Regions from separate parts of the Homo sapiens genome. Here region 2 is linked to region 1. Evidence: chromatin loops called from intact Hi-C (ENCODE). Cell type or tissue: CD4-positive, alpha-beta T cell. All regions are shown on one strand.

The links. A loop is a pair of places that touch in the nucleus more often than their neighbours do. Peaks named below come from ENCODE experiments on the same cell type or tissue, not always from the same donor. Only the 100,000 strongest peaks of a DNase experiment are listed, where the experiment ranks them.
Region 2: a loop joins it to region 1, with 4 times the contacts of the local background. A loop is called at or near these places in 2 of 110 quality-filtered maps.

What each region holds. Positions count from the first base shown.
Region 1 is chr6:118,708,940-118,711,439 of GRCh38, reverse strand. It overlaps a transcript of CEP85L not described here. Among named protein-coding and RNA genes, the nearest start is that of CEP85L, 59 kb to the right of the region's middle. RefSeq lists a silencer at 1,313-1,362. In CD4-positive, alpha-beta T cell, no CTCF peak of the experiment used is centred here; DNase peaks (open chromatin) are centred at 1,269 and 1,979; H3K4me3 peaks cover 1,816 bases; H3K27ac peaks cover 2,276 bases.
Region 2 is chr6:117,673,812-117,676,311 of GRCh38, reverse strand. It overlaps NUS1 (NUS1 dehydrodolichyl diphosphate synthase subunit), which reads right to left and starts at 843. Exons shown (of 5, transcript NM_138459.5): 1 at 227-843. The coding sequence starts at 641. LOC101927919 (a long non-coding RNA gene) reads left to right here and starts at 1,028. Exons shown (of 3, transcript NR_110854.1): 1 at 1,028-1,215; 2 at 1,477-1,665; 3 at 2,230-2,500. In CD4-positive, alpha-beta T cell, a CTCF peak has its summit at 966; DNase peaks (open chromatin) are centred at 151 and 901; H3K4me3 peaks cover 1,648 bases; H3K27ac peaks cover 520 bases.

The DNA of each region.
Region 1 (2,500 bases):
GCGCGATCTCAGCTCACAGCAACCTCTGCCTCCCAGGTTCAAGTGATTCTCCTGCCTCAGCCTCCCAAGTAGCTGTGATTACAGGCATGTGCCACCAAACCCCCCCGCTAATTTTTTTGTATTTTTTTTTTAGTAGAGACAGGGTTTCACCATGTTGGTCAGGCTGGTCTCGAACTCCTGACCTCAGATGATACATCTGCCTTGGGCTCCCAAAGTGCTGGATTACAGGTGTGAACCACTGTGCCTGGCCAAGAGTTGACATCTTGATAATATTTTCCATCTTCCTAATAAAACAAATAGATTTTTCCATCTGCACTAGTGTTCTTTTGTGTTTCCCAGTACTCATGTCTTTGTGGCTTTCCCAATCATAAAGGTAAATCTTTCTATCACTTTTTGAATCGTGTTTCAGTGTTGCTTTCTTTCCCTCTCTCTTCCTTCTTTCAAACAGCACATATGGGCACACATACAAACTTCATTGACAGAGTCATCGAGGGCATTTGAAAGAAATTGAAGAAAAAGGTCCAGGCCCTTTAATGACAGGCACATGATAAGGTGTTCTTTCTCTCTGGAGGAGCATGGCAGTCTGAAACACTCCGCGATCATAGCCTTCATGATGCAGGGACTTTTGTGTTTTGTTCATTGTGGTTTTTCCAAGTGCCCAGGGCAGTACTTGGCACATCGTGGCACTTAATAAATATTTGTTGAGTGAATGAAGAAAAACCCAGTACATGCCTTCCCAAATTCTACTGAAAAGCAGTTATGTTTACCACTATACTATCGATGCCACCCCAAATCCCACTGAAACAAGGCCTTTGGTTTATATTTTCTGGCAGCTGAAACTATGGGTATTTTGTTGTAGAAAGTCTGTTGAGAAGAGAAGCAGTATATAGAGTGTTATCATCTTCCCATGTTGGTTAGACTGACCTGTTTCTCCATTAGAGTATTAGTAATAAATGCCCAATGCTTTATTGAAAACAAATAACCATATTCCATTTTTGCTTCTTAGCAGCCGAAGCCTTGAGATTCACACTTGCACAATGATGTCTTTCAAACTGCATCCTGACAGATACTTCTTGAGCTGTCATAAGGCCTATGGAGAACATCCAGTCAATGTGTAGGTTAAGTTGTCAATGAACAATTATGGTTCTTCTGAGCCATGTTTTAAAGCAAGGCATTGTGCCCCTCCAGTGCTGCAGTGTGTCCGGGCTGTGTGGGATGCAAAGTGTGTGCAGGAAATACAGTCACACTGTGGTTTTACACGGAAGCTCAGGTTGCCTCTTATGAATATGTATGATGGGGCTGGATCATGCTCTTGCCACTTGAGTTTACTTGAGCTTAACTTAACCCCCACATACCCATTTCCTGCCTATCATTTGAAGACGTTCCTTGAGGAGGTTTGAAAAAGTGAGTTGTTTCTCCAATTGTGGAGCATTTTCCTTTTTTTTTCTCTTAAAGATGATGACAAACTACACCCTGATTTATTTTTATTCACTGTGAGTCATTTGCTAGTCTTATTTTATAGATAATATTTTATACCTCTTGCTTAGAAGCAGATGGGAAAGTTCAAGGAAACACCCCCTGCAACAGAGGAAAAGTACTCGGATCTAGATTGCTATGATGGTGTCCTTGCTGGAGTCCTGATAAGCAGCCCTGTCAGGGGGAAAGGAACAGATGGCAAATGGTCTTTGCAGAGCAGCATTTGGAGTGTTTTATCTTTGTTTTAGAAATGACTGTTACTCTGCATTTACTGTGAACTCTGCGTACTCCTGAGAATGCAGAAAATAAGCTGGAAAGTCTTTCCTATTATTCGTAAAACAGGTCACTGGATGTAAAGGGTACTTGGCCAACTGGGAGCGCTCTCTCTCTCTCTCTCTCTCTCTCTCACACACACACACACACACACACACGCCAATTGTTGTTACTGGTTATCTTTATGAGAGGAAATGGGGGAGGGGAGAGGAGCTCTAGCTGCTCTGTCGCCAAAAGGCAGAGCTCCAGAAAGCCGAGTGGGGAGCCGCATGCGCTGAGAAATGCCAGCATGTGTCACTTCCCAATCTGGCGTACACACTCAACTCCTGTTTGACATACTTTACAAAGCAGACAGGGACTGGCAGGGGTGTTTCCTCTGGACAAACATTAATGAGTGAGGAAATGGGCAAATGTAGGTTGCTATGCAGTTGTTTTGCTGTTGATGTGGGAGTAAAGCCAGGCAGCACTTAGACTGGGGGAATGTTCTCATGATTTCATGGAGGTCGCTACCCTCCCATAAGAGAACTCACGCTCATGGGTTTTCCTTAAATGACAGCAGTTGGGAAGAAAATGTGCCTTCGTCTTGATGTGCTGCTCTTGTTTCTCTGTGGGCTGTCAGTCCCTTTCCGAGATCTGTTAGGTACAAAATCGGGGCTATTCTATATTACCGGTTTCTAATGAACTGCCTGTTTTGTTTGCTTTTAGTGTTAGTCATTCTTTTTCTATATAACACTCATATTTTAAAAATTTC
Region 2 (2,500 bases), 1.0 Mb after region 1:
CCACCGCGCCCGGCCAAGGGATATTTTTAAAATGTTAAAAAGCTACTGAGTCAAATCCAGAGAATTAGTAGGTGTTCAATAAAGCTGATCTCCCTTCCTCGAAAGCGCTAGCGCTGTGATTTGCAGAGAGGCCGCGGCAACTCGTGCCATGGGCACCACCCGCCAGACCAGCGGTCTAGCGGTCCAAGACGCCTCGGCCACCCCCCACCACCGCACCGGGCCTCACCTTGGTGGTCGTAGACGCTAATGTAGGAGATGCCCACGGCCATACACCACACCACGAGGCTCGCGATGTCCGAGAAGCTGGGTTCCTGCTCCACCTCGGTGATCACCAGGCCCATATGCACAGGCAGCTTCTCCAAGGAACGACCGTCCGCGCGCCAGCGCATCCGGTGGTGTGCGGCTGCCAGGCACGACCCCCCGCGCGGGTGCCGGTGGTGACGGCGGTTCCTGCCGACTGCCGGGGGCTTGCGGAGCGTGAAGCCGAGCGGCGCTAGGACCGCGGCAGAGGCGGCGCGGCAGCAGCGCCGCCAGATCCAGTTCCAGGTGCCGAACCGAACGCGGAGCCAGGAGGTGAGCGTGCGGTGCAGACAGAGCAGCGCGTGCAGCACCCGCCACACCAGCTCGTACAGCCCCGTCATACTCTTGTGGCCCTCAGACACCCCCTCTCCCTCCCGCCCACTCCCGCAGCGCGACGGCTTTTTATCCGCCCCTGCGGCCGGCGCGGGCCATCGCTCCGCGTCCCCCCGCCCCCCGAGCCCGAACCCCTTTCCACTGCCAACACCTCACCTCGCCCCCGCCGCCATCTTCCTCCTCCCTTGGCAGCCCCGCCCCCAGTAGTACATGGACAGTTCCGATTGGCCAGCGTGGAATTCTGACGCGGCTTCTGGGTCCGAGAACGTGGCCCGTTCCGGCGCAGTGAGGGAAGGCGCACGCCTGCGAACTAGCCGGGCCGATACCGCGGGCGCCCCCTGGTCGCGTGGAGGGCGATGAGCGAACGACCCGGGACTTGTCTGAATGGGACCCCAGCAAGGCACACGTGGTCTTCAATGCGATGGGCGCTTCCAGGGGACCCGGCGTCCCTTGGGTCCAGGAAGTCTTATACTGTCTCCTCTCACGGCCCCGACAGAAACGGTTTCTGAGGAGTAGAAGTGTCCTAAGTGGATTGGAAATTACAAATGCCGGAAAGAACCTAGGGATGGAAAGCAGCCCTCAGTAAGTGTTGATGCTGGGAATCCACCAGGGTTTCCAAAAGTGTCCTCAAAGGCTGGAGTGATCCTGCTACTGTCCTTTATTCAGCCTCCCGGCTGAGGCTGGGAGCGAGGCTCTTTAGCCATGTTCCTGAAACACCCCTCTACCCATGTCATTCTCATCTAAGGTATCCTTTCCTGGCTGTACATTGCTTAATAGAGGCTCTACAGCTTGGCAGTCCAGTCACTTAATTCTTTTTTTTTTTTTTTTTTTTTATTCGGCAAGACTTTGACCAACCGCCGTGGGTTAGGTTTACAGTGGGGAAAAAAAATAGAAATTGTGCCTGACTTCAATGACCGCCACTATTTGAAGCAAACTGCCCATCCAAGCCTTATCATCCCCTTTAACACCCTAATGTTTCTGTCCATGTGGACTTCGACGTGGTCCTCTAGAATGGTTTTGTACTTCCCCGCGGTAAGTCTGTACTGTCTTTGCCCTTTTTGTTCAAGCTCTTCTCCTGAATTCCTGATTCCCGACTTGGTATTGCCGACATTCCAACCCATTTCTCAAGGTTTATCCTACATGCTACATCCTCTATCATCATATATATGTGTGTGTGCAACAATAATATTTATATTATTTGCATTTATATTTATATAAGTATATATATAAAGATTAGGGAGGTATTACAAAAATGCAACTGTACACATACACACGTATACACACATATTTACACACGTGTGTGTGTGTAAACAGTTGCGTTTTTGTAATACCTACCTATTCTTTGTTCGCTAAAGCCTCTTTTTCCCCCTGGGAAACATCTGTTCACGTCTTGGCTATGTGACTTAATTTTTCTAACATTGTCACTTTTTCAACTAGTCTCATTTTGGTTTCTAAGACTCATTTAACTTTACTTTAAAAGTTGAATCTCATGTCCATCTCCCTTTCGCAGTGCAATTTTCCTCCCTTTGGCAGTGCAGCCTGAAGAACTGAGGGCTGGGCACCAGGCACACCCTTCACACACTTCTTTCTCTCCAGGTCTCCTCTGCGGTAGCTCCTCTGATGATGGACAAAGAAGGAGAGGCGAAAGGCCATGATCAGGGAAGCCTACAGTCTTCTTCCTCACTGCCCATTGCTGTAGTTTATGCAGCTACATGATGCTTGTTAAGGAAGCTCCCTAGACACCAGTGTCCCATTGAGATTTGGCCACGTATTCTGCAGACCCCACCCCACCCCCCATGCCGACTATGTTGCCACATTTCTCTACCGTACTCATTTCTTTGCCCCAATGTCTATCCGTTCTGACAAG